Linked DNA regions of Homo sapiens: regions 1 and 2 are each linked to region 3. Evidence: chromatin contacts called from ENCODE Hi-C or POLR2A ChIA-PET data. All regions are on one chromosome and are shown on one strand. Each heading gives the region's core, a stretch centred on a gene start or an enhancer-like site at or near the end of the contact. The rest is flanking DNA. Distances are from core to core; before and after follow the strand shown.

Region 1 (3,934 bases), core at 919-3,418, 3.9 Mb before region 3:
TCTTTCTACATATTTCAAATTCAATAAATAATTAACACGTTGCCAAATCAGGTCTCATTTTTTCTAATTTGAATTCAGCCATGAATTCATTTCTTGGAACTAAAACACCCTCAACAATCCATCTCTTTCTGTTCCCTTCTGCTTTATCTTACAGATGAGGAAACCAGGGTCATCTCAAAGTCACACAATCAGTTAACTGGCAACGCCAGGGCTAAAGCTGAGTTATCTGGTATCTTTCTACCATACACCTCTTCTTATCTGAAAGTGACTAACAAAAAGCAAAGCACGTGGCCAATGCACATGTACAATTTAAAAAGTTAATTTCATAGACCACATCAAAAGGAACCAGTGAATGTTATAATTTGGATGCAGTGGTTATACTTTTATTTGTTAACAGCATTACATTAGCAGGCATGCAACATTTCTAACAAATCAGTTATTGTTATTACAAGTGGTACCCCCAAGTTCCCCCTAACAAAAACCTGTGGCAGTGTTGGGAACAAAGAGAAAAACACTTCACAACGGGAACATTTTCTATCCTCCATATGGGTACATTATTTTTATTTATAATTGACTGTAAACACCGCTCCCCCCACAAAATTTCTAAGCTCCCCCCAACTGACTGATTGAACACCTCCACCAAGCGGATTCCAAAGAAACTTGAAAAACTAGTTCAGGCCATGCTGGGAAAGGGAAGTCAGACATGCCTCATTATACTTTCCTCTCTTTGGAGTTCAGGCACAACTGACCAGTATTATTATTAAAACAAGAGATCTTCATACCGACATAACAGACTCTTCTTAGCAATAAGATACCAAAATTCCAACATGACTCTAGTATAGCATCACATGAAAGATAGCAGGCCCTAAATCAAAGCATTTTACCCTAAAATAAATTTCTTTGACACTTTTTGAAATGGCCCTACACAGCCATCTCTTGTGGGGAAAATCTACATTCTATAGAGACTCCCTTTCCCTTTCCAGGTCTTTTCCTGATCCAAGAGATATTTAACTAAGAGTCTGGCATCTTTTTACACATGATAAGAGACATTTGCCAATTATTCTCTCTGAAGCCTGTTACGTATGAGACTTCGTCTACATAATAAGAACCTTGGTCTCCACCTTATCTTAACCCAGACACATTCCTTTCTATTGATTCCAGGTCTTTAGGTCACAACTTAACTCTTTCAACCAACTGCCAATCAGAAAATCTTTGAATCCACCTGTAACCTGGAATCCTTCCCCTTTTTGAGTTGTCCCATCTTTATGGACCAAACTAAGTACACCTTCCATATACCAGTTAATGTCCTTATGTCTCCCTAAAACCATATAATCCCAAGCTGTAGCCCAACCACCTTGGGTACATGTTGTCAGGACCCTGTGGGGTTGTGTCATGGGTCACGGTCCTCACCTTGTGCTCAGAATAAACCTCTTCAAACATTTTACGGAGTTTGGCTTTTTTCGTCAACATGAGCCTCTAACAGTTGGTTACTGGATCATCCTGAGGAATCAAGGCCATAGCACTTAAAGACCCATAAATAATCCTACATGATATTCACTGTGTATTCTATGTAGGTGTAATTTCCAAGCTAAAACATAATTAACCCCACTAATAGACACAACAAACATCCTCTGTATTATCAGCACGCACACAGGGCTTTCTCTGCTGCGAGTGGACTTGTGTCCTTACTTATAATTCTGGAATCTTCTCTAGGGGAGAGGCTGGTCTAATTTCTCTCTATTGACCCAGGGCAGGCAGGAAACAAGGCACACTGTGGAAAGAATGTTTGAATGTTCAGGCTTCTAAGTGACAGAAAAGCAGCTTGTCTGAAAAATGATTTTTTTCTGGCTTCTAACCAGTGTTAATTCACTTGGAAACCAAGGCAGTTTTCTCCCCTTTACTGAACTCTGGATTTCTTTTCCAATCAAGGCCCCTGACACCAAAGAAGGAAATGGAGCGTAAATCAGGCTACAGAGTGGCTGCCATTCATTCGGGAAGCCTTATTGTTTTCCGTCCTTTGTTCCCCTCTAGACCCTTGCCAATCCCCAGGCCGCGAGGCCCTCTGAAGCCCTGAGCCTGGAGCGGTAGGAGACGGGGGAACTGAAACGCCGCGGAACCAGAGGCTGAGGGAGCGGCGCGATGGAGGGAGGAGGAGCGACGGACCGGCAGGCCTAGCTCCGGGGCTGCGGCGGCTGAGGCGCGGGGATGGAGCCCCTGCGGGTGCTGGAGCTATACAGCGGCGTGGGCGGCATGCACCACGCGCTGAGAGGTGAGAGTCCATCTAGCACCCCTCTCTCTATTCGCTCACGGGGGCTGGTTGGAGCACCCGCGCCGGGAAGGGGCGGAGCGGCGAGACGCAAGGGGCGGACACTGTGGGGCGGACACTGTGGGGCGGCCCTCGGTTGTCCTGGAAACAGCTCCTGCGCGCCGCCGTGTCCACCCCTCCAGACGCTGACTCCCTTCTCCTGGCGCCGAGTCTGGCTCGAGGGGCCGCACATGGCGCCTCAAAGGGCCCAGTTGGGAGTCGGGATTCGCAAGGCAGTAAATCAACCTCAAAGGGTATCAAAGGGGCGAGACCCTCGCCTGGTGCCAAGCCCCCATTCTAAGTGTGCAGCCACCGAGAAGCATGGAGACTCGGTCCTTCATCCTGGGGGGCTTCCCAGCTGGGGAGGGAGGGAGTGTCAGGGGCTCCCCTGGTGAGAGATGGATCTTGGAAGGGATAATAGCTACAATTCAAGGTAGAAGTTTGCGAATGCTAAATAGGATGGTAGAGGAAGCTTGAAGAACTTGGACGTCTGATCGTTGGAAAGAAACGTGTCTTCTGTAGTTCTGCGTTTAGATGCCAGAGAACTGAGTTCCAGCTTGGTGGCAGTGTGACGTTGGGCTACTTCGTGAACAGTGATGAACCTGTTTCCTGGTTTTAAAAGAGAATGATTATTATAAGGATTAAAGTCTGTCAAGTGCTTGTTAGTGCCTGATACATTGTAACCACTCCAAATATTATACATTATTATCACTATTACTTTAAAACGACATCACGAGATATTATCAAGCAAACTATTACTTTTATGCACGTCTTTGATTTTGAGGTTTTTGATTTCTTTCATGCTGAGTTGGAACTGAAAGTTTTACTTTTGGTGATATTCACTCAAAATTATTTATTGAGCTCCTATTCTGTGCCAGATTTTGTGCTAGGAGCTGGGGATACAGAATGACAAACAGGCTTTGAAGGTGCATGTTTATTCTTAAATTACTAAGACAACCACCGAACTGAAACTTCCCTGCTTCCTTATTTAGGACCAAGAGTAACAAGAGTAACTGTAAGATACAGACAATATTTAATGGGTTTAGCGTATAAGTTTTTTGAGCAGATTTATTGAGTTTCAATTCTAGACTAGGTTAATGATCATTAAGTTTTTAGTACTTGTTTGCCGGCTATCTTTATTTCTCATTTTAAAACTTAGCAGCATCAAAGCAAAACTCTAGTACTATTTACTCTTTGTTAATTCTCTAAAGTGATATAATGTCCGCGTTTTCCCATATCTTGAAACTCCTTAATGAATTGCTTAGTACTTTATCATAAGCTGTAATTCAGCCATTCCTTAAGTGTCGAATATTTAGATCATTCTTCAGTTTTTTTGCAAGTACAGTGTGCTACAGTTACATTCTTGAGCATAATGCCGATTTTCTCTTTAAGCATGTTTACTAACTGTTGGAATTAATTCAACAGTAAGACTTAACTGTGTGCTAGTTACTAAGTGAAAAACAGAATTTTTAAGGCTTTTGAGAGAGAGGATAGCAAATTGCTTTTCAGAGATTTTTGAGTGCCTTAACTACATATTCATCAGGGATATGTATTATCAATTTTTAATCCTTGCTAATTTGTTAGGGGAAATTGTGTAATTTTAAGTGACAGTTTTGGGATTAATGAAAG
Region 2 (3,716 bases), core at 1,217-3,716, 3.9 Mb before region 3:
CTGATTCAGCCGTCCTTCTATATTTCCATTTAAAAAGCTCAGCATTCCAAATCAGAATATGTAATCTTGCAACTAAGATTTTATTTCCTCTCAAAAGGATGCGTGAGGATTGCTTATCTTGTCAGCAATTATATTTGGAGTTCATAGCCTTACGGTCTTAAACTGTTGAGACTTTTCTATCACCTTAGTGGAAAAATGAATGAAGAGTGGGTGACAAAAAGATCAGACTTGATGAAAACATTGATTTTTACTTGTTAAGCCCTGAAAAATACATAAAAGATATTTTACTAACCTCCAAAGAAAGATCAATGTGGTATTCTATCACATTGAAGAGAATGAGGAATTTTGCTTAATCTCGAAACAGAGGATCTTTTGTATTGATGTTGTTTTATGTTAACTCACTACACTGCAGAAAACATGACAGGTATGATAATCAAAAATGCTCAAGGACTAAAATGAACCACACACATTGCTGTGGTTAAATTAATTTGGTAAATGTATTTCAGTTTCAAAATGTTATACTACACTATTCATCTGAGAGTGCTTTGCAGTTAATCCCAGTAAATATTCCAGGGAATACAACTATAAACTATAATGGGGATCTTCTGGCTTTTGGATTCCAATTTTAAGTTAAAAATTCTGTAAGTCCATCTAATTTTGGTGAAAAAAAAAAAAAACACGCACAAAAACCCTTTAGTTAAAATTCAGTTTTTCAGCCTTGGGTTTATTACTGTTATTATTTTTTATGGCAAGAGTGCTAAAGAACACAAGAACCCAATCAAGAAAGGACTTTTAAAATGTGAGGTATGCTTGTAGCTTTAAAAACTTTTTACATTACCTACTTCTCAAGTCTGGGCCAGATATTAGATAACGGATGTTAGCAAATACTTGTGTCCAATTAGAACCGTGCTTACATCATTACATATTCAGTAAGAATGTAGCCTGTTGCAAAGCTTCCCTGGGAATACAAAGACTCCTATTATTTCTGTCCAGAGCCACCACATTTGCCAGAATGTCTGTATCTACATTCCATAGTGAAGCCCATAGAAACCATTAATACCCCTTAGCCAAGGGGACAGATGGCTCCTTTTCACCCTTATTAGATCACAAAATAGTTGTGCATAGTGATACTTCCATCGAACTTTAATGACACAATAGAATTTGCAAAGAAGAAAAGAAACTTGCTGGCTCCATTCCAGTTGGAAACTAAGTTTTCTTATCTTCCAACACGTTTTCCATTTTAAACTGCAGGGCATAATTGCGCTTTTTGTGGCCTTGTAAAAATTAAGCAACTTGACTTTGGCAAACCACAATCTAAAATTGTAACCGTTCGAAACCAGAAGGTCAATGTGTTGCAAAACTGTGCAACATTTGGGAAACAAAGTAAAAAGTTAAAAGATTTTTCTTTATGTCCCAAGGAACTGCTTAGAAATCATTCAAGGATCGCTTGAACCCGGGAGGCGGAGGATGCAGTGAGCCAAGATCTCGCCACTGCACTCCAGCCTGGGCGACAGAGTAAGACTCCGTCTCAAAAAAAAAAAAAAAATCGCTCAAGGGGTTTTATTAATATTTTTCTAATCATGAGAAGCTCCAACCTGTGGTCTTCCCGCCACTAGAGGGCTTTACGCGCAGCCCTGAAGTTTTGCACTTTTTAGACGTGAGTTAAGCAACTTTTAGAATTGCTCGTGGGTTGTGTTGGGTGGGGTCAGGCGGCTGCGAGTGGGAAGAGAGTCTACAAACCTGTCTGAAAGATTGCAGGGTGTTTTCGGCTTCCTCTCTCTGAAGCATCTCCTCCTGCAATCTGAAACAGTTGCGCATTAACCAAAGGGGAACGAGGAAACCGCCAGGGGCGGGGCGGCCACACCCAAACACCACGTATTCGCTCTGCGCCTCCAGAGCAGCTGCGCCACCTCCGCGCAACTAGCGCCTGCAGCTTTCAGACCTGCTGCCCTCGGCAGGTTTCAGCGGGACTTCGGGCACCGCGCAGAGGGGCAATCACGGTGGCCGCACAGACCTACAGGACAGCCCCGCCATCCCCGCCCCCGAGGGACCATCCCTTTGTCTCGCTCCCTCCACCGCCTTCCCCTCCTTCCTTCTCCCGCCCGGTGATTGGCAGCCTGCCAGAAGGGGCAGGAAACTTTCTGAAAGTTTGGAGGACTGGCTCTCATTGTGCCCAAGGGCCTTCAACTGCACACAAAGTGGTAGTTTTAAGAAATCTGTAACTTGAAACGGAGCGTCCTTGGGCAATGTGTGGGGACAGAGGAGGAAATGCGAACTGCAAGGTCTGGGTTCTGGGCGGGGCTGCGCCACCACAGCCACAGCCCCGCTCTCCGCTGTCTCCCTGGCAGGCCTCCCCCCGGCCACATCCCCAAGGGCGTGGCAGCTCTCGCGGGGGCCGGGGGGGCGTTCCCCTCTCCCTCCAGCCCCCTCCCGAGGCCCAGCTACTTGCATGGGCGCAGCCTTACTTCTCCCGGAGGCGCATGATGTCCTCGGCCAGGTTGTCGCGCTCCACCTCGACGCGGGCTTTGTCGTTGGTTAGCTGGTCCACCTGCCGGCGCAGCTCCCGCATCTCCTCCTCGTAGAGGTCCCCCAGGCGCGACTTGCCTTGGCCCTTGAGCTGCTCGAGCTCGGCCAGCAGGATCTTATTCTGCTGCTCCAGGAAGCGCACCTTGTCGATGTAGTTGGCGAAGCGGTCATTCAGCTCCTGCAGCTCCACCTTCTCGTTGGTGCGGGTGTTCTTGAACTCGGTGTTGATGGCGTCGGCCAGCGAGAAGTCCACCGAGTCCTGCAGGAGCCGCACCCCGGGCACGCTGCTCCGCAGGCGCACGGCAGAGGAGCGCGTGGCATACACGCCGCCCGGGGACGAGGCGTAGAGGCTGCGGCTGGTGCTGGGGCGCAGCGCGCTGCCCAGGCTGTAGGTGCGGGTGGACGTAGTCACGTAGCTCCGGCTGGAGCTCGGCCGGCTCGCGGTGCCCGGGCCGCCGAACATCCTGCGGTAGGAGGACGAGGACACGGACCTGGTGGACATGGCTGCGGAGGGTGGCGATGGCCTGGGCGGCGGCGGTGGCGCGGACTGGCTCCCGGAGAAGAGGCGAACGAGGGCGCGGTGGGTGTGGGTGGTGGGAGCGCGGCTGCGTCTCTGGCGCGGGGACCTCGGAGCGAGAGTGGCAGAGGACTGGACCCCGCCGAGGGCGCTGTTTTTATAACCCCGTTAGGAAAGAGGGTCCCCTCCCACTGCCATCCCAGCCGCGGAGCGCGCCAGCCAATAGGGACCTAGCGAGAAGCGGGGAGGGTGGGCGGGTGGGGTGGGGGCGCCCTCGAGCCTTCCTGCTCCGGGGCCTGGGACTGGGCATGGTCCCGTTACTTCAGCGCTGGGCTGGGACTTTTGGGGGCTTTCCGGATGATAGTCTGAGCTGGGCTCACCCTGGGGTGCTGAAAAAGGCGGGGTCGCGCGGTGAGGGGGGGGTCCGCCTGGGACTGAACCAGAGGGGTCCGGTGGCACCACGCCAAAGGGGCGTGGGAGGAGGTGCGCGGCGGTCTCGGGGCTGCGGTCAGGCGGGGAGACCCGCGGGCAAAGGAGCGGGAAGAGGAAAGAGTAAGGAATCCCTCAGATCTGAAGTCGCGGAGAAAGAAACAAAGAGCGCCTGAGATTGGAACGCGGGGTGGGGGCGCGCACAGCGCAGGAACGCAGGGCTCAGGCCTCGCCGCAGCCTCGC
Region 3 (3,919 bases), core at 857-3,356:
CTGGTGATGCTGGCTGCGGGCCTCCCTCCTGGACTGCGACATTGTCACCAAATTCTATAAAGACGTCATGCAGGAAGTGATAACGTGTGCTGCGACGTTCTGGAAGTAACTCGAAGCTAAAAAAGAACAAAAAATCAATGAAAAAATGAAACTAAAGAAACAATGAGATGCTATGTCAATATCCGTAGTTATGGAATGGAAAATAAATCTTACAAAGAGATGCTGGAGTTATCTAAGAAATTTACACCATACTGGCCTGTGTGCATCAGACTTTTCTGGAGGTCATTTATTTTATTCACTTTTTTTTTTTTTATGACCAACCGAACTTTCTAATATTTTGGGCTGGAGTCCCACTAAATGAAATACCCCTTTTGAATGGCACATATGACTTTTAGGGATGCATCTTAGCATTTTTATTTTTTTATTTTTATTTTCAAAACTTCATTGATGTTTTGGAGTTTTGTTTGTTTTTTGTTTTTGTGTTTTTTGGACATGGCCTCACTCTGTCGCCCAGGCTGGAGTGCAGAGGCACGATCTGGGCTCACTGCAACTTCAAACTCCCGGGCTCAGGTGATCCTCCTGCAGCAGGACGAGCCGCAGACAAAACTCAGACACCGGATTAAAGAAGGGCTGTATTAGGCCGGGAACTTCGGCAGACTTGCAACCGAGGTCCCTGAAAAAGAAATTCTTGGCCCTTTTAAGGGCTTGTAACTCTAAGGGTCTACGTGAAAGTTTAGTGAGAGATCGAGCAAGCGTGGGGAACATGACTGGGGGCTACAGGCAACAGCTAACAGAACAGAAAGTTTTGCAATGCTTCCTCATACAATGTCTGGAATTTTTATTTATTTAATTTATTGATTTATTTTTTATTTTTTTTGAGACGGAGTCTTGCTCTGTCGCCCAGGCTGGAGTGCGGTGGCGCCATCTCGCTCACTGCAAGGTCCGCCTCCTGGGTTTACACCGTTCTCCTGCCTCAGCCTCCTGAGTAGCTGGGACTACAGGCGCCCGCCACGACGCCCGGCTAATTTTTTTGTAGATCAGGTGTTCTCACTATGTTACCCAGGCTGCTTTCGATCTATAGCGATCCTGAGCTCAAGCGATCCTCCTGCCTCGGCCTCCCAAAGTGTTGGAGTTACGGGCGTGAGCCACCGCACCCGGCTAAAAACCTGTTTGTTTGTTTGTTTGTTTGTTTAGAGACGGAGTCTTGCCCTGTCACCCAGGCTGGAATGCAGTGGCGCCATCTCGCTGACTGCATCCTCCGCCTCCCGGTTGCAAGTGATTCTCTTGCCTCAGCCTCCCCAGTAGCTGGGATTACAGGCGTGCGCCACAACACTCAGCTAATTTTTGTATCTTTAGTAGAGACGGGTTTTCACCAAGTTGGCCAGGCTGGTCTCGAACTCCTGACCCCGTGATCCGCCTGCCTTGGCCTCCCAAAGTGCTGGGATTACAGGCGTGAGCCACCGCGCCCGGCAAACTTTTTGTTTAAATCGGAGATTTTATTCTTTCAGCTGTCAGTGGAAGGAGCAGTCACGTAGGGTTAAACAGATGGAAGCCATGACGTTAGGAGAGTGAGTGAGGTCCCAGCCCAGCCACTTGTCACTGTGTGACCTCGGCCTGGTCACTGGGCCCCCGAGCTTCGGTGCGGCAGGGAGGGTCCTGGTGATGGAACAGAAACAGGGTGCGGGGCAGGGGTAATGACTCACGCCTGTAGTCCCAGCACTTTGGGAGGTCGAGACGGGAGGCGGGGGGAGTTTGAGACCCACCTGGGCAACGTAGCGAGACCCCATCTCTACAAAAAATAAAAATTAGCCCAAGAGTTCAAGGCTGCAGTGAGCTATGATCGCGCACTGCACTCCAGCCTGGGCGACAGAGCAAGATCTTGTTTCTTTTTAAAAAGAAAGAAAATAAAGGACGGAAGGATCATGGTGTGGGGAGGACTTCAGCCCCGGGCGGTTGCCCGGCGCGCGGACTCTAGCGGACTAGGGCTCCCCAGCAGCCCGGCCCGCGAGCTGGCACCGCCCGGAATCCCGCTTACGTCCAGTCCGGGGCGGCGCCTGGAGGCGGAGCCGCCCGCTGGGCTAAATGGGGCAGAGGCCGGGAGGGGTGGGGGTTCCCCGCGCCGCAGCCATGGAGCAGCTTCGCGCCGCCGCCCGTCTGCAGATTGTTCTGGGCCACCTCGGCCGCCCCTCGGCCGGGGCTGTCGTATCCTTTGGGCTGCGCGGGGCTCGGGCTGGATCCGGCGCCGGCGCCGCCGCCTGAGTGGTGGCCCTGGTCCGGGTGGAGGCCTCGGGGTCGCACGCTTCGCAGCCCCAGCGCCTCCTCGCTCAGCGCCGCGTCCCCGCCTGGGTCGCGTCTCTTCCAGGAGCCGGGGAGCGGGGAAGAGGCTGCGTCCCCCGAGGACACGCGCGGCCGCCCTGGGGTCGGGGCAATTGCCGCGTTGCCCTGCCCTCCGGGATCCCTGGGGGCCTCTGCTCCTCTCTTTGTGGAGACGTCGTTTCACCGGCGGCGCGTGACCCCGGCAGCTGTCCAGAGACCCAGAGATGTCCAATCACAGGCGCACGGTGCACAGGCGCGCAGGGCTGCCTGGAACCGGCCCAGGCAGGCAGTGACCGGGACCTCTCCGGAGGGGAGAGGACGGTGCCCTCCCGGGCAGGAGCTGGCCAGGCAGGCGCTGCCCAGGGCGGCCTCCCTGCTGGACTACGGCATTGCCACTGAGTTATATAAAGACACTATTTGGGGAAGGACAGCGGGTGAGGACTGGCGCGGCGGCACACGCCTTGCCTGTTGTCTCGGCTCTTCTGGGGGCCAAGGCCAGGAGTCCAGGGTTACAGTGAGCCGTGATGGCCAGTGCGTTCCAAAAGAGAGAAACAGAGAGAAAGAAAGGATAACATGTTAATTGATGAGAGTGACATTCCGAAAGTAACCGATTAAGCTAAAGAAACAATGCAATTCTATGTCAACTCTCTGCAGTTACCGGATAGAAAGGAGATCTTTAAAAGGAATTTCTAGGGTTTTGCTTTTTTGGTTTTTTTTTTTTTTTGAAACAGGGCCTCACTCTGTCACCCAGGCTGGAGTGCAGTAGTGGTACGATCTCGGCTCACTCCTGGGCTCAAGAGATCCTTCCACCTCAGCCTCCTAAGTAGTTGGGACTACAGGGTTGCGCCACGATGCCAGGCGAATTTATGTTGTTGTTGTTATTGTTGTTATTATTATTATTATTATTATTATTATTATTATTATTATTATTTTTGAGACGGAGTCTTGCTCTGTGGTCAGGCTGGAGTGCAGTGCCGCACTCTGCAATGTCGGCCCACTGCAACCTCCGCCTCCCAGGTTCAAGCCATTCCCCTGCCTCAGCCTCCCAAGTGTAATTTGTATTATTATTATTAGTAGTAGTAGTAGTAGCAGTAGTAGTAGTAGTAGTAGTAGTAGTAGTAGTAGTAGTAGTAGTGGTGGTAGTTTTTTTTCTGAGATGGAGTCTCTCTCTGTTGCCCAGGCTGGAATGCAGTGGCCTGATCTCAGCTCACTGCAATCTCCACCTCCCAGGTTCAAGCAATTCTCCTGTCTTAGCCTCTCCAGTAGCTGGGATTACAAATGAACGCCACCACGCCTGGCTAATTTTTGTATTTTTAGTAGAGATGGGGTTTCACCATATTGGTCAGGCTGGTCTCGAAATCCCGACCTCAGGTGATCCATCCGCCTCGGCCTCCCAAAGTGCTAGGATTACAAACGTGAGCCACCGCCCCCGGCCTAATTTGTATTTTTAGTAGAGATGGGGTTTCACCATGTTGGCCAGGCTGGTCTCGAACTCCTGAGCTCAAGTAATCCTCCTGCCTCAGCCTCCCAAAGTGCTGGAATTACAGGCATGAGCCACCGTGCCTGGCCTTCTATATTTTACTTTATTTGCCTTAATTCACAT

Evidence for each region. Hi-C counts contacts between places; a loop is a spot of excess contacts on that map. ChIA-PET counts read pairs that join two places held with the same protein, here RNA polymerase II (POLR2A). Pooled maps may share reads with other maps.
Region 1: a map of B cell shows a loop between it and region 3 (13-fold over the local background). The contact joins the promoter of TRDMT1 here to the promoter of PHYH in region 3. A Hi-C loop is called at or near these places in 1 of 168 maps with a recorded cell type or tissue (B cell). POLR2A ChIA-PET finds 5 or more read pairs at or near these places in 1 of 52 experiments (CD8-positive, alpha-beta memory T cell).
Region 2: a loop to region 3 is called in a map of CD8-positive, alpha-beta T cell, with 31 times the contacts of the local background. The contact joins the promoter of VIM-AS1 here to the promoter of PHYH in region 3. A Hi-C loop is called at or near these places in 2 of 168 maps with a recorded cell type or tissue (CD8-positive, alpha-beta T cell and naive thymus-derived CD4-positive, alpha-beta T cell) and 7 of 50 pooled maps.

What each region holds. Positions count from the first base shown.
Region 1 is chr10:17,199,906-17,203,839 of GRCh38, reverse strand. TRDMT1 (tRNA aspartic acid methyltransferase 1) reads left to right here and starts at 2,168. Exons shown (of 11, transcript NM_004412.7): 1 at 2,168-2,269. The coding sequence starts at 2,206. RefSeq lists a silencer at 2,471-2,530.
Region 2 is chr10:17,228,735-17,232,450 of GRCh38, reverse strand. It overlaps VIM-AS1 (VIM antisense RNA 1), which reads left to right and starts at 2,466. Exons shown (of 3, transcript NR_108061.1): 1 at 2,466-3,106. It overlaps VIM (vimentin), which reads right to left. Exons shown (of 10, transcript NM_003380.5): 2 at 2,466-3,175; 3 at 1,741-1,801. The coding sequence starts at 3,028. RefSeq lists a silencer at 2,302-2,481 and an enhancer at 2,792-2,881.
Region 3 is chr10:13,298,251-13,302,169 of GRCh38, reverse strand. PHYH (phytanoyl-CoA 2-hydroxylase) reads left to right here and starts at 2,106. Exons shown (of 9, transcript NM_006214.4): 1 at 2,106-2,202. The coding sequence starts at 2,128. LOC124902377 (a long non-coding RNA gene) reads right to left here and starts at 1,981. Exons shown (of 2, transcript XR_007062056.1): 1 at 1,764-1,981; 2 at 1-116. RefSeq lists enhancers at 1-47, 1-404, 1,780-1,919, 2,496-3,116 and a silencer at 2,100-2,519.